Regions from separate parts of the Mus musculus genome. Here region 1 is linked to region 2. A link is a loop called in an ENCODE intact Hi-C map of the cell type or tissue named here. Cell type or tissue: heart. All regions are shown on one strand. Links, peaks and the distances in the headings refer to the core of each region. The heading gives the core; the rest is flanking DNA.

Region 1 (10,415 bases), core at 1,099-9,098, 130 kb before region 2:
CCTTTGTGTGCATGGGTATATGCATCCTACGACAGCTTTATGCATATGGTGTCCAAAGACAAATATAAACGAGGTAAGTTGATGCTGACCTCAATTTTGTCTATAGAGAACTTTGATGTGTTGTGCTAACTCTAAATCCTCATTTTATCAGCACTGTCAAGCAGGATTCATCAGAAGAAATGTGTGGCTTCTAATTGACTTTCAAAGAATATGATGGAGCTGCGTTCCTCTCTCTTTTCCAATCCTTCTCCTTATAACTTCCTGCCCACCAAGGTGTTTCTTCCTAACTTTATCTCTTACCTCACTCAATGTACACTGCAGGGCATTACCGTATGGATTTTCTCAAGGACACCCTTTAATCCTACTTCACAAAGTTTCCTCTTCCCCCAACATCTGAGGACATCTTGCCAGGCAATGACCTTGTCTCTTCCATTCCATGGCTGGGAACTTCAGCTTCGCTTTACACAGCCAAGGCTAATCCAACCCCCTGTGTTCTGCTTCTCTTTCTCTCTTGCTTTCCATGGGACCAAAATCCATCAGCCATCTCTTTTCATGCTTCTGTCCTGTCTTTAGCTTCCCCACCTGAGCATATAAACAAGCTCAAGTGATTAAAAGCAAGTGCGTTTTAAAAAGCGTGTACCCTGAATTTCTCCTTCTGCTTAAACTTTGATGAACAAACAACTGATGCTTGCTTGATCCTTTTTTCCTGGTTCCTCTAGACCAATGGTTCTTACCCGGGGGGGGGGGGGGCGTGACCCCTTTGTGCTAGCATATCAATATCCTGCACATCCAATATTTACATGATGATTCATAAAAGTAGCAATATTACAGTTACAAAATAGCAACCAAAATAATTTTATGGTTAGGGGCCACCACAACATGAGGAACTGTATTAAAGGGTCACAGCATTAGGAAGGTGGAGAACCAGTGCTCTAGACTGTCAGCGGCCATGACGGTATGAGCATTAGTAGCTTGTGACTGCACAGGGAACCAGATTCAACAGATCATTTTCATTCTTTACTTATGTAATGTGCAAGTTTGAAGCCAGTGGCTTTTAAAATCTTTCTTTCCCAGGTTCTTAAGGCATCACTTTTATCACACTATTATAATTCCATTCGCAGCTACCAGTGGATCCAACTGATCTGTTCCTGACACTCCCTTCTCAGCTGGCACACAGGCAAAGACCTCAGCCTGACGGCTTCACTATACACTAATCACTCAAAACTTTCTTTCTTGGTCCCTACTTTATCTCCATGTGATAGTTTGTATATACTCAGCCCAGGTTGTGGCACTATTAGAAGTTGTAGCCCTGTTGGAGTAGGTATGTCACTGTGGGTGTGGGCTTTAAGACCCTCATGTTAGCTGTCTGAAAGCCAGTATTCTGCTAGCAGCCTTCAGATAAAGATGTAGAACTTACCTCCTTCTGCACCATGCCTGCCTGGATGTTGCCGTGTTCCTTCCTTGATCATAATGGTCTGAACCTCTGAACCTGTAAGCCAGTCTCATTTAAATGTTGTCCTTATTAGAGTTGCCTTGGTCATAGGGTCTGTTCAAAGCAGTAAAAACCTAACTAAGACACTCCATTTCTAGATTCAGTTGCACATTGACCAGACCTGTCCATGATGTGCAAAGTACTTTATCACAGTTATTTTTCCCTCTAGCTGCCCTCCTTGCCCCTTCTTTTCTCTAGCTTGGTGGTTGGCTCCATTGTCTACCAACTGCTTGTGCCAGAAATATGGAAAGGATCTTCTGCTATTCCAGATAACCAATCTAGTTGTATGGAAAAGTCCCGCCCCCTTCACCCTTCTTCCATTCATCTCTTTACCTGCATCTTGGGGTGGTCAGAAGATGATTCTGTCACTACGTACCCAAAGAAGATGGTATCGTAATAAAACCAAGATGTAGAATTATTCAAACATTGACAGGGATTCAAAATGTTTTGTTAGACTGGAAGGACAGATGCTTAAATACATTAAAATTAAGTGTAGCTATATCATTTTATGTCTACTAGTTGGCTGTTAAAAAGAGGTAAAACAAGCCTGGTGTGGTGGTGACACATGTCTTTAATCCCAGCACTTGGGAGGCAGAGGCAGATGGGATCTCTGAGATTGAGGCCAGCTTATTCTATAGAGTGAGTTCCAAGATAGTCAGGGATACACAGAGAAAACCTGTCTCAAAAACAAAACAAAACAAAACAACAAACAACAATTGAAAAAAACAAAACCAAAACAAAATAATAAGAGAAAATAAGACAAGGTATGGAGATAAGCTGGAAACCATTGTCCATTGCTTCTTGAAATATAAATTATTGCAACAGCCTTGGTTGCAATGTGGTGGCATAAAATGGGGCTACTCACACACTGACTACAGGACATGGGAGAAACCAATCCCAAGCTGACTGTTGGCAGGTGCTATGCAGGCTGCTGGGGAGAAGAGACAGCAGTGGTCTCACCAACCCTGGAGCCTGCAGCTACCGTAGCATCCTTGCAGTCACCATGCCTGCTGTCACAATAGTGGCATGGCTGCTATTGGGTAACTACATTTTTTAAAAAAAATTGGGTTTAAGACCTCTTCCACAGGAGAGAATGCCAGGCTTATATGCTCTAATCTTGATCAAAAGTTCATGGCTGGGAGGTCCTAGGCTATGGTTATTTTGTTAAATGGTCACATTGTCAAATTGCCTGATAAACATTTGTTTATACCTATAGACCTGGGCTTTTCTCAGCCTTGGTCAAAGACTACTAATTTTGAAGTGGGCAGCAGCAGCCAATATGTAGAGAACAAGAAACTGAGTTCTTGTGCCTTAAATGGGACAACTTTATCAAATGTGGGCTCCCTAAGGCTCCAGGAACATCTCAGAAGAGGGTGTTAAAAGTGGAAGAGCTGAAGGATGGGGAGACATGATATAAAGTGTTGTCTTCGGGACACCGAAGTTGTAATTCATGATGTTGTAATCATGAATTCATTGCAGCTCTGGTTCTCTGTACAAGATCAAGATAGCCAACACACTGGCGCAGAGGGGGCAGGTGCTCTCCAGACCCCCACTCCTCACGGAGGAACTGTTGAAAGCTACCAAGATGACTATTGAAAGCTGCCCAAGAGAAGATGATTCCTTGGAGAGTGTTCTTATTGGTACATTTCCCATGTTCTACTGGATGTCCACATACCCATGCACACAGGGGCACACTAACTGGGCTCAGTGTATTAGAAAAAAGAAGAAGAAAGGAAGAGGAAAAGACATAAAGGTAAGGAGGGGGACATATTGCAGGGACACTTGGAGAAAAGAGAAATGTGGAGATGACATAATCATACTTTATTGTGACTATATATGAAATTATCAAAACAGAAAAATTATAATAAAATAGATTTAAAAAATAGATATCAGGTGCTGCTGCCATGGATGTGTTATGGATCTGTGACAGTTTGACTGTGAACTCTCCCCTACAGGATCATGGGTATGAGCAGTTGGTCCCCAGCTGGTGACATTGCTTTGGAGGGTTATAAGACCTCAGTGGCACCAGACACATCTGTTGGAAGTATCTCACTGAGTGTATGACTTTGAGGGTTATAGTTTGACCCTCCACTTAGCCACCTCTCTACTTTCTGATCTGCTAGATGTGAGAAGCCCCAACTATAGGAGCAAATCACCATATATCCCCTGACACCGTCTCTGCCTTAATGGACCTCTTACCAGTGCCAACAATGAAACAAATAGGGTTGGATTTTCCTCATTAAAAAAAAAATAAATGCAGAATTGCCATGTAATCTTGCAATTCCACCTTTAGGTCAATACTTAAGACTTTTAAAGTGGGTGTTAGAATTCATGGTAACATCAATCAGCACAGCCAAAAGGAGGAAGAAAGCAAATATGTACCAGCAGAGGAATGTGCCAACAAAACGTGGTATCATATGTGGCAGGATGTCATTCAGCTTGAACAAGGAATGAAATTCTGTCATGTTCTGTGGTGTGGATGAACCTCGAGTACAGACAAAGCATGATAAAGTTACCCTAAGTGCTGTGACTGGACACTAAGGGACAAATAGAGCTGGTGCTGCTTACATAAGATACTTAGAACCTTCAGATCCATTCAGATCAGAAAGGAAAAGGTAGCTGCTGGGAGCGGGAGGAGGGGCTAGCAGCTCATCATTGTCTCTTGAGTGGCATTCCAACATAAAATTGTTAAAAGAAAAATTTCTGGAGAATATAGTGGTGGTGTTTGCACAGCAGTGTGAAAGCACTTAGCAACACTCAACTTTACACTTAAAATAATGAAGATAGTAACTATATGGCATGTATTATTATTGTTGTGTTGTTGTTGTTGTTGCTGTTGTAAAAGTGTTCATATTATTTGGAGTGCCAGAAGAAATGTCTTAAATGATTGGAGAGAGTGTGACCAGACTGAAGACCGAAGAGATAGCATGGGTTGGTTCTAAAAAGCAGAGGGGGACTATCTCTGACACTCCCCAGTGGAAAGCCACAGGGGAAGTCTCTATCCCTCCAGCACATCTGGCTTCTAGTGACGGCAAACATGAATGGAGAGTCCTCCACATGTGCATCTCCTCAGACTCTCAGCAGGAGGTGTGCATTGCCTGTCTTGAACAAGCCCTCGTCTGCCTGTGTTAAGGAAGAGTGTGCTGGGTAACAGGTCACAACCACACACAAGCAACAGAGAAAGAACGTTGAAAAGGCAAAGCAATCCAGACTCCAAAAGTCGAGCACGTGAGAGAAAAAGTACTCTGGATTAGAACAAAGCTTTCGGGGGCTCTAGCAGGGAAATGTGTGATCGGTGGTAGGAGCCAAAATAAACAGAGCAGGCCAGCTCAAAACTGCTTATCTGTGTGGTTTCCAGAGTGTCAATAGACATAGAGAGTTGGCTGACGATGACACCAAAAGCCATTAAAGGCATGGAAGTCAAAACAAAAGTCAGGGACTGTGAGCCTCTGCCAGGCTTCCTCTACAGAGTCTCCGTTTTGAAGAAGTGGGCAGGAGGTGGCAGTCACGTTCCCCCACAACACACATATGAGCGCAGGCACATCCACATCCACATCCACACACACACACACACACACACACACACACACACACACACACACACACAGATTTTTTTTGAGCCCTAGGAAATATAATTTAAATTGACAATGAATACTACCCATGAAGGAGATGACTTCCTTCTTTTAATATATATTTTATTTAGTGAATAATTGTATACCCAGTTAAAATGGAAACTTCTTTCTAAACTGGCTTGCATTTGGGGGTGGGGAAAGGGTCGTAAATATGTATTCTTTGAGATTTTTTTCCTTCTTATTAAATCCAGGCAGCTTTAGCTCTGTGAATGCCACTAGGCTACGGTGGTAGATGGATCTGTATGGCAAGTTATATCAGCCTGTGGGCATGAGTGTGCCTCAGGAATTAGAAGTTCTCATAGCAGCCATGTTATGGGGTAATTTAGGGTAGGGGGTGAGGACAGAGAGCAAGAAGTAAATTCCATACACTGATCATTCATGCAGTTCACTGGATACAGATGCAAGATACTGGATGTTCACATCTGTTGAGTCCTTTCTCCAATATCTCAGTGCCAGTACATAGCAGAGCATAGGCTGCTGATAACAGAGCGTAGGCTGCCATCAGGCTAAAGTCCATGGTGTCACCCCCCCTCCCCCCGTGTCACCTCCGGGTTAGGTTACATTAGTTAAAAGGGCAAGGTTCTGCATTCTCTGTCCCTGTATCTGAACTTCTCCCATTATGCTCTAGAGCAAAGACTCCTCCCCCTCCTCCCCCTCCTCCCCCTCCTCCTCCTTCTGCTCCTCGCCCCTCTCCTGGGAACCAAGACCCGTGACTGCTACAATTAGTAATAAGACTTCACCACTATATCGCCGTTACCAAGCATGATAATTGATTAAATTCAATTGTTGATGACTAGAACTCACCTAAAACTTCTGTAAGCCTTATTTCATTTAATATTTTCAGTGGTGTTGAAAGTATATGCTGTGTTGTTAGGTAGTAGTGGTGCACTCCTTTAATTCAGTAATTGGGAGGCAGAGGCAGGTGCATCTCAGGAGTTCTAGACCAGCCAGTTTTATAGAGTGAGTTCCAGGACAGTCAGGGCTATACAGAGAAACCCTGTCTGGGAAACAAAACAAGGAGGAGGAGGAGGAGGAGGAGGAGGAGGAGGAGGAGGAGGAGGAGGAGGAAGAAGAAGAAGAAGAAGAAGAAGAAGAAGAAGAAGAAGAAGAAGAAGAAGAAGAAGAAGAAGAAGAAGAAGAAGAAGAAGAAAAGACAGAAACTTCCTCTTAAATTAATTATTTTGGCTACAGTGAGCCCAAATTTGAATTCTCTACTTAACTGAGCAGTGGTGACATACACCTTTAATCCCAGAACCAGGAAAGCAGAAGCAGATCTATTTCTCTGAATTTGGGGCCAGCTTGGTCCACAGAGCAAGTTCCAGGACAGCCAGGGCTACACAGAGAAACCCTGTCTCAAAAACCAAAAAAATAAAAAAACCAACAAACAAACAAACAAACAAACAAACAAAAACCAGAAAAAAGTTCCAAAGAATCAAGTTTCTTTCCTGGCTTTGAAGCCCCATTTTGAACCCCTGTTTAGTGACTGGTTCCTTAGCCCCATGTTCTGTTCCTGGGATAGTATTTTGCCTCCAGCTGTTGATTGGTTGCTGCTAGGATGCTTCATGGCTTCCTCTGGAACAAGATACTCTTCCAACTGATGGTCAATTTTCTCCATCAGTGCCTGGTTCAACCTGCTCCACTGTTGACTTCAGGTCAAAGAGTTGAGCACTTTCTTCCCCCATCTTGCTCAACAGGCACCCAGGCACCTCTTACCCTTCCGTGATAGCTATATTTGAAATGCTAGTAAACTGTGAACTCAAAAATCTCATCTACCATACAGTCTGCAATATTAATGTTATGGAATAGTCATGGATTAAAACAAATAGCCTCACTCTAGAAGAACCTATGAGATAGAAAATATTCTGTAACAGAGAGCTCAAACCTGGCCTAGGATTCCACTGGCCTTGTCTATCCTGCCTTCTAGATCATCAGCTACTCTGTGGACACTTCTGTTTTATGCCTTCTGTGCACCACATGGTCTGTTTCCTGGTACCAACTAAGTGGTTTTTTTGGAGGATACTGTCTACCCAGGAAGTCACCTACATAGTCTCTGGCTACTTATACCACTTATGGGTCCAGTTGAAACACCTCATCAGGGGGTGTACGATTTAGCATTTTCATTAATCTGCTCTTATGTCTGGAAACACAGGAGAATGGACTGCTGGTGGGGTTAACTTGAGTTAATAAAAGCCAAGGACAGCAAGTGCAAACCAGCAGTTTCTTTCTTCTGTTTCTTCTTCTCATCTTCTCTCACGCTCACTCGCAGACACGCCCTTCCAGTGTGGTTCCAGTGAATAGTGCAACACAGCAAATGTCATGGTCTCTCTCCGGTTTACTTGGAAGCAACAGCTGAGCTGGCATGGCAACCTTAGGCTACCTTCTTCACTGAATACCCTCTCTCTCCCTCAGTCCCACTGCTCCGAGATGACACCTTGTTTGCGCAACTAAATTGTTTCATCTGGGCCGCAGACCCTGCTTCCTAGGGAACTCGGGCTAACATAAGTGTGAACAGAGTTATCTGACCTATTCTTTCATAGAGCTCGTTAGTAGAGTTTGATATTGAATCTGCTTTCAGAGGTACTGTCGAAAGGGAAGATATTAGGGCGGAGGAGATAATCCAGTGAGGAAAGGGCTTGCTGTTCAAGCATGAAGACCCAAGTGCGAGCCCCAAGCCTAGGGGTAGAAATGAAAAGAAACAACTCAAGTGCAGCAAGTGCATTGGTGCATGCTTGGAAACATACACAGCACAGGAGAGGCAGGAGCAATAGGTACGCTGGGCTCACAGGACAGCCTAGCCTACTCAGGGAGTTCTAATCACGTAAGCGATCCTGCCTCAGCACGGTGAACAGCACCCAAGTTACAACAGTGCTGTTCTTTGGCCTCTGCATGCACGTACACTCATGTACACACAAACACAACCATAAAAAAAAGGGAAGAAATGAACTCAACTGGACCTTGAATAATTCTGAGAATTGTTTCTATTAATTTTCCCCTTGCTGAACAGCTTGTGGTCCTGGGAGGTTTGCATGCATTATGACTTTTCTGATTTGGCTTGGACTTGAGAGAAATTAACCCAGGACGACCTTGAACCCCAAGCCTCCCTTCTTCAGCCTCTTGAGTCCTAAAATCATAGGTTTGCACCTGCATGCCCAGCTACTCATTGTGTAGTTTTACAGGCAAGCAACTCAAAGGATAACATAGTTTAATAGTAATCTAAAGTTATACGACCTGGGCACCAGGAGGTGAATCCAATCTTTCTAAAGCCTTGGCTCTTAGCTACTAGTTTTCAAATAATTTTATGAAAAATAAATTCAGTGAGGGCAGACTATCAAGGAAAATGGGCTCCTGAGTGAAAATTTCACTGAGTGAGCCAAAGCGTGAAAGCAGAAACATCAGTTGTAAGAGAAGGTATGGATTACGGTTCTTTTTTATTACCTTAAATTATTTATTATTATATGTGTGCCTGTGTGTGTGTCTGTCTGTCTGTCTGTCTGTCTGTCTCTCTATCTCTTTATCTCCCTATGTCTCTTTTTCTGTCTCTGTCTCTCTGCCTCTGTCTCTGTGTCTCTGTCTCTGTGTGTATGTGTGTCTGTCTCTCTCTGTCTCTCTATCTCTTTATCTCCCTATGTCTCTCTCTCTGTCTCTCTGCCTCTGTCTCTGTGTCTCTGTCTCTGTGTGTATGTGTGTCTGTCTCTCTGTGTCTCTCTATCTCTTTATCTCCCTATGTCTCTCTCTCTGTCTCTCTGCCTCTGTCTCTGTGTCTCTGCCTCTCTGTGTGTATGTGTCTGTCTCTCTCTGTCTCTCTATCTCTTTATCTCCCTATGTCTCTTTCTCTGTCTCTGTGTCTCTGACTCTGTGTGTGTGCGTGTCTGTGTGTCTGTGACGTATGCACTTATGTGGTGAGCCCAGAGGACGCTTCCTTAGCGAATTCAAATCACCAGGCTTGGCAGCAAGCTCCCATCTTGCCAGCCTGGCTTAAACTTCTCTATGATCACTTCTCTCCACACAAGCTCTGACCTCAACTCTCCCCCGCAACATAACTGGAGCAGGCTTGTGATCAGGGCCGGCATCTAAGCCAGCATTTCCTTCCACTATTTGTGTTTTGCCAACAAAGCAAAACAAAAGCACTTTGTGGTTTCATTCCACAACTTCAGTGATAAGGGGCTTAAAGGCACAAATACACAAATCTGCTTTAGGAATAAATAATGATATCAAACTATTTCCTGTTTTGATGGAGAAGGATAATAAGTGAGTGGGAAAGTACGGGGTCCATGGGAGGGATGAGGGATGAGGGATGAGGGATGAGGGATGAGGTATGGGAGGGATGAGGAATGAGAGCAGAGACATGGGAGGGATGAGGGATGAGAGCAGAGACATGAGAGGGATGAGGGATGAGGGATGAGAGCAGAGACATGGGAGGGATGAGGGATGAGAGCAGAGACATGGGAGGGACGAGGGATGGGAGCAGAGACATGGGAGGGATGAGGGATGAGGGATGAGACATGGGAGGGATGAGGGATGAGACCAGAGAGAGAGGCAGTGCTTACCCATGCACATGCTTTATTCCCAGGTCTTCATGGTTCACTGTCATCTGAGAACATGGAGCAAACACTAGGCACACCCTGGTGGGCTGTCCCGGGCAAGTCAGAAAGGAACTTGTATCTGCTGAGTAAACTTAAACAGACATCTAATCCAAGATTCTAAGTAATACAATACTTATTTGGATTGGATAGAGTTCTCTGTGGAATGTCAACTGTTGCGTTCTCTCCCCTTCTTTCTGTTTAGTTAGCTCACTAAATACTGAGTTTCCATATGAAGTTCTCCTGCACATCTGTCATTGTCCTTTGCTGTATTCTTCTACCCACCACCATCCTCGGTCTTGTTCCTACTTTGGAAGATCCCCTTCTCCTCTCAAGTAATGCCCCTTTGACTTTCATGCGCACGTGTGTGTGTGTGTGTGTGTGTGTGTGTGTGTGTGTGTGTGCAGGTGTGTGTGCAGGTGTGTGTGTGTGTGTGTGTGTGTGTGCAGGTGTGTGTACCCATGTATGAGTGAAGATTTTAAAAGAGCATTCACTCCCTCTCTTAGAACAGACATTATCGGATGTCCTGTTTGTTACGCAGGTGCTGGAATCTGAATCTGGAATCTAGTCTTCACAACTGCTCAGTAAGCACAGTAACTACTGACCCACATCGCCAGCCTAACATTTGATTTTTCTGTTCATAATACCATGTCTTGTTCCCTCATTCCCTCCCTTTAGAGTTCTCACATACTTCCCCTTCTAATTTCGTGT
Region 2 (10,415 bases), core at 1,322-9,321:
CCAAGTTGTCATTCATCATTGTGACTTAAGTTAACGTCTAACAGTTATTCACATCACAGCCACAGTCAAGAGCAGGGAGAAAAAAATGTGTGCATGCTCACTTGCTTGCCTGTGGTTAGGTTCTTTTCTCTATTCTTTCACAGTTCAAGATACCCTGCCTAGGGATGGGTGGCATCCACACTGGGCCGGGTCTTCTCAAATAAATGCATTTAAAAAAAATTTTAAATTATTTATTTTTATTTTATGTTCATTGATGTTTAGCTTGCACATATGTCTGTGTGAGGGTGCGGGACCCCCACAAACTGTAATTATAGACAGTAGCTGCCATGTGAGAGCTGGGACTTGAACCTGGGTCCTCTGGAAGAGAAGCCAGTGCTCTTAACCACTGAACCATCTCTCCAGCCTCAATTAATTAATTTAATTAAGACAATATTGTGCAGACATGCCCATGAGCTAACCTAATGTAAATAGTCTTTTACTGAGACTCTCTTTTTAAGTGATTCTAAGTTGTGTCTTGTTGATAATTAAGGCTAACCACCATAGGATTTAAATTAAAATAACTTCTTTTTTTTTTTTTTTTGAGACAGGGTTTTGATATGCAACACAGGCTAGACTAAACCTGGAAATTCTCCTGCCTCAGCCTACTAAAGATTATGATTGTAGGTTTATACCACCATGCCTAGCTAACCTTCACTTTTTTTTTTTAAATGGGATATTTTTATGTGGTTTTGACTGGCTTGGAACCCACTGTGCACACTAGGCTGGCTTCAAACCCACAGAGATCTGATGCCTCTGCCTCCAGAGTGATAGGATTAGAGGCATGTCCCACTATAATAAAGCTAAAGTACTATTCTTTTTTTCTGTTTGTTTGTTTATTTGTTTGTTTATATCCCACATGATGCCCTCTCTTGGTTATCCCCTTCTCCCTGCCTCTCAGAACTTCCCCACCCTGGTGCATCAAATCTCTGCAGGATTAGGCACAGCCTCTCTCCCCCTGAGGCAAATAAGAAATGCTTTATTGTTAGTCTGGGGAAATAATGGTGGGCTTGCTAAATAAACATTGTTCATTCTTTCCTTGGAGTGTAAAGGCTTTGGAAAACCTGAATGCTGGTATCGTAAGAAATATTCCAGTGGGGTATGGTGGTACAGGCTTTTAATCCTGCCATGTGGCAGGCTGATATCTATGAGTTCAAAGTAAGCCTGGTCTACATAGTGAGACTCTTGTCTCAGACAAACAAGTAAAAAAGAAATACTCGAGAACCTTGCCTGGCGGCTTAAGTCTGCAACCTCAGGATATAGGAGGCTGATACAGGAGGATTGACGTATGTTTGAGGTTAGCCTGGGCTATGTTGTGACATATGAGAGTATGAGACCCTGAGAAAAAAAGAAAGAAGAATGAAAGAAAGAAAAAAAGGAAGAAAGGTAGAAGAGAAAAAGAGAGAAGAAAGGCAGCCAGTCCCGAGGAGGAACTCAGTATCAGCATGTACCATAGCTTCAGCTTCTCTCTGGCCTCTGTCAGACTCTGGTACAAAACAAACAAACAACAAAATCCAAAAACAAACCCCGAAGGTAACAAATTTCAGTGGGAAGAATTCTTCTGACTTTATGCTTAGTCAGACATAGCCATGTGTGTGTCCTTTACCCACCTCTAGGACACTAAGATGTCACATGGCCACTTTCAAGTAAAAATTATATAAGCAGGTTCCAGTTTCCTAGCAGGTGCTTCATCCATGACCGAGTTCTAGGAAGAAATGACTAGGAGTCTGCACATTTTTTGTTATCCAAATCTCTATAAAGACTATCTCATTAATCCTCATTGCCTATGTGGGAGGACTGTTATCCACATTTCTCAGCTGTGCTTCTCAGTGGGGCCTAGCCCAAGGCTATGCATCTGGTTGGTGGAGAAATCACTGGCAGATTCACAGGCAGCCATTCTCTCTGAGGTAAGGAAAAGCCTTGGGCCTAATTTGAGGTAGTTGTTATAACCAGAAGACAGGCTCAAAATCCCTGTGCCTCTCAGAAAGGCTAAAGAACTCCAAGCAAAACTCAGTGTGGGTGCCAGCCACTGAGAACGTGTGATAACAGTCAGGTCAAGGGGAAGTTGACCTTGATCAGCGACAGCCATGAAATGGGAGTCAAATTAACAATGCTAACAGCATTGTAAGGGAATGCTTAAGCCATTTGTGCAGAGAGCATGTAGGTGGTTATCGAGAGGAGCGACGAATTTGCCTAGTGCTTTCCAGTTGCAAGAGGTCTCTTATATGTATAGTCATCTCACAATAGCTCTTCAAAATAAATAAAAAGAAGTCAATTGTGCCGTGCTCCTCAAATCTGTAAATCGAAGCCTTCACCCTGCCTGCCACCAGTATTGTGGCTGTGTTTGAAGATAGCAGCATTGAAAGACGGTGCTAAAGATGTTGAAAAATGAAGCCCTCAGGGTGAGTCCTTGCCCAGGCTGCCTGGTTGTAGAAGAAAGAAATTAGATATACCGAGGAAAGACCGTGTGAGGAAATAGAGAAAAGATCTGCACTCCAAAGAGAGAGGCCTCAGGAGAAACCAAACCCATCCCACTATGACCTCGGACCAAGAAGAAATAAATTGCTCTTGTTTAAACTGCCTGCATTGATACCAATTGTTAGGGCAGTCTTAGCCAGTGAATTAAGCAGACCTCTTAGGAAAATTTTTAAATAGTTTAGATCCATTCATTCCTAACCAGGGAATGGGGTACTTGTATTGTCTCAAAGTGTCTTCCTACAAGTTGTTTATTGTCATCAAAGAGAAAAAAGAGTAACTTTGGTATACCAGTTGACCAGTCTGAAAATCAAGGTGGCCACTGAGCTGCTAATGGGTAGGTGAGATATACAGCATGGATATGCTGGTCAGAGAGGTGATCCTTATCATGATAAGGACAGATGGGGGGTGGCACAGAATTCTATTATGTTACTCAGACTGGTGTATAATTTGAAACATTCATTTTCTATTTCTAGATTTTTCTATTTATTGCTGACTATGAGTAACCCCCTTGATAAATGATATTGCTGGAAAAGGAGGGATGCTGTAGCTAAGAGCTTATTATTGTGGGAGCAGGAAGGTTCCTCAATAATCATCAAGGGTACAATGGATACCCCCAATAACAAAAGGTAGGGTAACAGGAGAAACATAACAATTTAATCCACATTTTACATGACATGGGGGCCTTCAGAGACAAAGACCTATGGGAAAGAATGTTTGTGCTCAGATTTGGTGAAGAATAAAGAGCTATGTACAAATTTGACTTAATAAAAATAAACTGTAACTTAATGGCAAAAGGCTAAGGAGTGAAGCTCAATAGGTCAGGTTCCCTTCTTTCTACTATGGGGCAAGGCTCTCTGGAATGGCATATTTCAAGAAAGATGGGTTTCTGGATTTTACACTGTTTCTATCTCTCTATCTCTTTGTCTCTTTGTCTCCATGTCTCTGTTTCCCTCTGTCTCTCTCTGTCTCTCTCTGTCTCTGTCTCTGTCTCTCTCTGTCACTCCATCTCTCTCTGTCTCTCTGTGTATTTCTGCCTGTCTGTCTTTCTGTCTCTGTCTGTATCTCTATATCTCTGTCTCATCCTCCCAAGCATGGCTGCCAATTGAACTATGTAGTTGTGTTTGATGTTGAACCCCTTCCTAATCATGCTGGCTCTACGTCACTAGTACTCAAGTGATAGGCTTCATGAATGCTGGGCAAACACTCTGCCATGTGAACTAGAGCCCCAGCCCCTTATTTCTGATCTCCATAAATTGCTTAGTACGAAGAAAGTCAGGCAGGACAAAGAGATAGGAGAAAGTCAGGGAAACCTTGTTTCTGGGGCCATTCAGCACGTCAAAGCACCATGCTTTGGGGATATCATGTTCTGAGTCCCAACACTGAATTTAGAACATTTTTTTCAAGGGAATAGATATCATGGTAGATTCTTTTACTATTAAAAAGGCAAATGCAAATCTCCCTGAGTTAGGTCACATTATTAATATTTGCTTATTTTTACAGTGAACTGATAAGTTCACTGTAAGCAAGCACTGCAAAATCCCTGAACTAGACCACTCGCTGGATAGAAAAACAGTTTGTTGGGAACAAACTACCTAGCTGAGCTGAGAGTAGGGAGCGGTAGCTTGGAGGGGAAATGACCAAATTTTATATGGGAGTCAGAAGGGTGGGGGTCTCTGAGCTGATGCAGGGATCAAAGCTGTTAGTGATGATTGGGTGTTTGGGTCCGCTGGCAGTTTGCCCATGGCAGTTGCTGGCTGAGAATAAAGAGAGAAAGTGGTGACGGTCCTGGTGCTCGGAAACCCACATTATGAGGTTTCCGAGGAATGCTGAGTTTAAGTTTCTGTTTACCCGATACAAATCTAGCTCGCACTGGGCTTGAGCCATTATTTTAGGACACTACCAGCACACTGTCATTTGGGGGCCTGTGGTGGACCTGCCACTGAGGACAACAAAGCTTGTTAAAGATGGGGGATTATGTCCCTAAGCTGTCTGACTTTGGGACTTAGACAAGGCCAAGTAATCAACCCTTTGGCATTTCTATGAGACAGTGATATTGCTAGCTTACATCTTCATACATTTATACTAATAAAATATGTTCCTTTAGTGATTGCCTATAAGATGTTTGTCCCTTCAAACCATCATTTGTTCACATTAAAATGACAATGGTGTAGTTTTTTGAGTTGGAAGAAGTAAAATCAAGAGGAAGACACTGTGTTAGGTACCTCTGTGTACGCTCAAACAAGCAGGGGATCACTTTGCTTTCCTCTATAGAACTTAAAAGGAGTCAATACGTAAGAATAGAATAGGAAGAGAAGAAGAAGCTATGCGGTAGAGGCTCTATGTACTGTGGGTGGTCACTGGACAGACCAGCATTGTTGCTTGGAGTAACTAAGGAAGAAGGTGACATTGCTCTTCTTCCTTCAAGAATGAAGAGTGGACAGAAAAAGGAAACAATGTGAGGAAATATTTGAATATTATACATAGAAGTATATGGACTCTGTGTGTACATTTAAAAGAAGGGTATATGGTTGGGCTTCCTAGTTTTCAGTGCCTTCATGAGGCATGCAAATATGTTAACAGTCTTTAAAATATGATTACTCATGTAATCCCAGTGGAGTGATGCAAGGAAGGAAGGTTAAGTTGAATTTGAGGTCAGCCTGAGCTATCTGATAATTTCCTTGACAGCCTGGGCTACACTACGAACCCTATCCGCAATCAAAGCATAGCATAGCGCCCCCTTCCTCAGTTCACTACTATCACAGTGAGGCTATAGCCAATCAAGAGGGTGAATTAATTGGACCCTGTGCTATGGCTGTGAGCCAGGCTGGACAGCTACATGGTAGTTCACTCTATCAGTTTGGGCTCTAGGAGCATTGGGCTTGTTTTTAGGTCGCTATTGCCACCTAGTGGCCCTCAGGCCTGTGCCAGCACCAAGAAGGAATTGCAGAGTTACTTCTACTTCTTTCACTGTCTCCTGAAAACAACTCAGGCTGAAAACAACTTAGATGAATTGGCTACAGAAACCTTTGTATAGTGAGCTTGTTAGTAACTCTGTCTTTTACAAAGAGCGGGGATTGATAGTGCTTTATTACTACCACTGTCCTATGAATCTTAGGCTTTAATTAATTTAATTTAATTAATTAGTGGGTTTTCTGTGCCACTAATGGGAGTCTATAGTCACAGAGTCTCTTTGGGCACAGCTGCAGAAACTTAGCTAGGGTCTGACGTGCTGTGTGGGAGAGATGAAATGTTTGCGGGAATCAAGAAGTGGGGGAAGTCCACGGAAGATTCCATAGCTTTAATGACCTCATCTGTGGCTGTTAAATCTGCGGGTTTGTGCAGTGTGTGAAACATGCACTCAGGAGGCAGATGTGGAAGAACCACCTATAGAGAGCTAGGCTGGGCTAAGCAATGTAGGGAAAAGAAAAAGGCAAGCAGGGATGATTTTTTCAACTAAAATTTTTGTTGAGGGGGTTACCCTAAAGAATTTCATGGAATTGGAAATTGCAAATGATGCTTGCCTGGGTGTGAGATTTATGGGTTGGGGGTAAAGATAAGACTATCTGGAGGTTTTGTTTTTTTGTTTTTGTTTTTGTTTGTTCGTTTGTTTTGTATTGTACTGATCCCTGTACGAACAGAAAAGGTAGCAGCACTATGTGTCTTTATGCAACTTTATTCTCCTCCTCCTCCTCCTTTTCTTCTCCTCCTCTCTCTCCTCTTCCTTCAATAGTCTCTCTGTTGGTTCTTGTTTTTGAGCCAGAGTCTCGTCCCATAGTCCAGGCTGACCTGAAACTGTGACTTACGCTGGCTTCAAACTCATAGTGCTTTTCCTGTCTCTGCCTGCTGAGATTATGGGCATGAACTGCCTACCATACCTGGATCTAAACCCACATCTTGATATCACGGAAAAGAAGTGACACACAGATTTGGCAGCTATGCAGAAAACAAAGGCCCTTTGGGCTTCCTCTTAGCACGAGACCTCTGAGAGGCAAAGTGAAGGTGACCTGAGAAGAGGCTTGTTTGCTGCTCTAGTGGGGAAGGCTGGCTGAGCTCAGATTGATGGAAGACCATAATCATGATCTACAGCTAGCAAATGACACAAGGGGACAGCATGGAAGTGAGCATGCTCGATTCTGGATCCACAGCAACAAATGCAGCTGACGGACAGCAAGGAGGTGAGGACCAGTTATTTATTAAATTCTAAGATGGAAAGGCCCCACCTCCAATAGATTGTCCCTTACAGCATCTCTAACAAACAGGGTTTCTTTAGACCTGTCTGTCTGTAAATTTCTGCTCTAATTGTGCATACAAATCATGTAAGACCCTTAAAAAACAATCCCACTGTCAGGGCTCAGCTGCAGAGATTCTGACTTATGCTGTGGCTGGGACTCAATTTCTGGTACTTTTGGAAAGCTTTCTGGATGACTCCAGAGGGAGCCAGGTGACAAGGGAGCTGTGAACTCTGGGCTACTGTTTAGTGTCATTCTTTCCTCTTCCAAAGGGTGTCTGTTTTCAGAGTGCTGATATCACAGGCATTCACCTCTCTACTTGAAGAAGAACTGCTTCTCGACCTCCTTCTTTCTGGCTGTCTGACCTTTCTTCTCTTGTTCTGGGGCATCACTGTTGTGTGTCTGGGTTGGTGCTTGTTTTGATGTTTATCAGTCCTCTCTTAGAAACGTCAGTGCCTTCTGGTCACATAAAGTTTATGTCAGTGCCTTCTGGTCATATAAAGTTTATCAGTTCCTACGCTTTTCATCCCGTAAGTAAATTTCAGCTCTGCAGACAGTGATGGATCCCTGTGACCCATGAGCCTCAGATACCTTGACCAAGAGTATCAGTGTCACCTCAGTGTTCATGTCCCCAGTCCTGGTACTTGGGAGATGGTGGCCAAAGAATCAGAAGTTTAAGATCTTCCTTAGGTACAGAGAAAGTTTAAAGCCAGCCTGGTCTACATGAGACTCTGTCTCAAACAAAACAACACACACACACACACACACACACACACACACACACACACACACGTGCGCGCGCCACATACCCCCAAAACCCACCCCAAAAACTCAACCCCAAACCAAACCAAACCAAACCAAACCAAACCAAACCAAACCAAACCAAACCAAACCAAACCGAAACAAGAAATGGGGATGGTGGTGGTAAGAAGGATAAGAGGACAAGGAGAAAGGAGGAGGAGGGGGATAGGTGGGGAGGAGAGGGAAAGGAGGGGGAGGGGAGGAGGAAGAAGAGGAAGAGAAGAAGTTGGAGAAGGAGGGGTAGGGAGAAGGAGGAGGAAAAGGAGGAGGAACAGGAAGAGGAGGAGGAAGAGGAGGAAGAAGAAAAAAACCAATTTCTTACCAAAATTGCAAACCTACTTATTCAGAGACATTGCGTGTGGGGCCAGGCAGTCAGGTTTGATAAACCTGCCCCATCATTCTGGTACACCCTAAAATTTAAATGTCACTGTTATGAGGCAAAATTATACCAGGAAACAGGATTATAATGGGCTATCAGCAGATGCCACTCAGATGTTCAATTCTGATTCCCCAGCCGGCAGAAGGCACCCATAGACTGAGTGGTTACTATATCCTGTAAGACTGCCATTGTTTCAAAGCCAGGTCAGTGTTGGAGAGGGAATGGGGCCTTCCTTCTTGATTTCTCTGCCTTGTAACCACAGTCTTCATTATATTGGGCTCTTCCTACATTCAGACCATGCACTCCCATCCTGGCCCACATTCTTTTGATGGGACTTCAGGAGAAGGCTTCAACTATTTAAGCCAGAAAGTTTCCCAGTGGGCTTACTTGAAGGTGTTTGTCTTTCTACTTATTATTAATGCCATTTGACTGACTGCCCAACATCGCTGAACCTCCCCTTCTACCCTCCCCTCAACCCCGTGGATATGCTGGTAACTCATTTTGCAGTCTGAAACCTGATTTCTCACCTAATTGGCTCTGAGTTTTTCTCTACAGTGATACAGTGATTATCAGCAGTGATTATCAAGTAATTCAAACTGATTTGGTTTTAAGTAGTCTGAGAACTTAAGTATCCCAGCGGATGCTGTCCTTCAATGTAGTTGTCTCAGAAAGCCACCCGCTTATTCCAATGAGGCTGTCATTGGTCAGGAATGCTCTTCTGGGTTGGCTACCATTCTGAGTCTTAGATTCGTGCTGCTCCGTAGTCTGGTTTCATCTTCCACCACCATCTTCCCAGTGCCCACTGCTCAACCACAGAACGATGAGCTAGTTCTTCAATTTAACCAAGTACTTTCTTATTTCAGTTCTTTCTTAAGTCTTACTTCGTTTGGGATGTCCTTGTTATGCCTTTCGTTGCTTCTTAAAATTCGATAGACCTTCAATTGCTGGCTAAAATGATGTCCTTCCTGTAAGGGCTTTTTTTTTTTTTCTAAAAGCACAATTATGGCTTTCTCTCTCCTCATATTTCATGGGATTTTGTTTGGCTGGCATTAAACATGTTTGCTTAAGTGAATGTCTCGCTCACAGGTCAGGAAGGCGTGTGAAAAGATTCATTCTATCTGAACACCTAACAAAGAGTCAAAGATCAATAGCATTTTGTAAAGAGGTGCCCTGGGGAAAATGAATGCATTTAGCTTATTATAATACATGGCGTGATACTCAGTTTGAGCACATCTCTTAATCACATGGGCTCTAACTGAAGAGTTTGCAGCTGTAATCATTCACCTCAGAGGTAAAACTTCAATGTATCTCAGGAATAAGAAGATGCATATCTGGGTCCTAGCAACTGGAACTAAGCACCAGATCTCTTGGTGAGGTTCACCATCGGTGACATTAGTGCTGTGCATTCATTCTGTGTTTTAAATAGCTTTATGGATATAGGTGTTTTGCCTACAAGATTGTCTGTGCACCCATGTGTCTGCTGTGCCAATGGAAGCCATCCTATGCCTTGGGATTGGAGTGACATGGTTGTGATCAGTCATGTGGATATTGGGAATCAAACCCTGTTCTCTAGACGAGCTGCCAGTGCTCTAACCACTGAGCAATCTTATTCATTTTAAGGGTTTAAGGGTTTAAGGGTTTTGACTCCCTAGGTAAAGGGTTTTGACTCCCTAGGTAAAGAAGTATTACCAAGTCTAGTATCATGGAGGAATAGATGTTTATTGTTTGTTCTTGTTATTTTGTTTTGTTTTGTTTTGTTTTTGTCACTGACTCTCTGTGTACACATCTATGGCTAAGCTGAAGAAGAAACTGGATTTGGCAAATGCAGTGGTTGAAGTAGCTCCGGGTGAGTGATGGGCTGGACATCTTCGTTTCGGTCAGAATGGAGAGCCCAGTGCCAGCATTTAGGATCGGTCATTGTGGTATTTGGTCTTCATTTTCCTTTGGGGATCATTTACTGATACTTCATGACAGCATTTTAATTCCTGATTTCTTTTCCCAGAATCTAAGCTGGTCTTGACTCATGCCTGATGTGCCCCGGTTTCCAGATGAATCCCACACCATAGGTTTGTCCTTCTGCCATGCTGAAGAGCATCCTGACTGTGGTGTCCCACATCATGACCATCTAGCTCTTCCTCCCAACACATGACTCACTGCTTCCTGATTTTCTGCCCTGTTTATTTTCCCTGTGATATACCACAGAGAGAACATTGGTCCTTCTTTATTACGAAGTTTTTATCCTTACCCACTGGATCTAGGCATGGCCTAAAATCTACTTCTTCTAGGAACACTTCTCTGACAAATTCAGAGAAGTTGAATCAGTTCTCAATTTGTATTGTCCTTAAATTTGTACATTTAGTTTAGAAATTTTATTATACATTTTTTTGAGACAAGGTATTGCTATAAAGGACAGGCTGGCCTTGAACTCGTGATTTTCTTGCTCCATCTTCCCATGTGTTGGGATCACAGGCATAAGCTGTGATGCTCCGATT

What was found. A loop is a pair of places that touch in the nucleus more often than their neighbours do. Peaks named below come from ENCODE experiments on the same cell type or tissue, not always from the same donor. Only the 100,000 strongest peaks of a DNase experiment are listed, where the experiment ranks them.
Region 1: it touches region 2 in a loop (6-fold over the local background); 8 of 42 quality-filtered maps call a loop at or near these places.

The regions. Positions count from the first base shown.
Region 1 is chr3:115,788,017-115,798,431 of GRCm38, reverse strand. No RefSeq gene overlaps it. Among named protein-coding and RNA genes, the nearest start is that of S1pr1, 78 kb to the right of the region's middle. In heart, for the core only: a CTCF peak has its summit at 4,946 (motif pointing right); a DNase peak (open chromatin) is centred at 4,851; H3K4me3 peaks cover 660 bases; H3K27ac peaks cover 1,197 bases.
Region 2 is chr3:115,656,217-115,666,631 of GRCm38, reverse strand. No RefSeq gene overlaps it. Among named protein-coding and RNA genes, the nearest start is that of Gm40124, 20 kb to the right of the region's middle. In heart, for the core only: a CTCF peak has its summit at 5,423 (motif pointing left); a DNase peak (open chromatin) is centred at 5,341.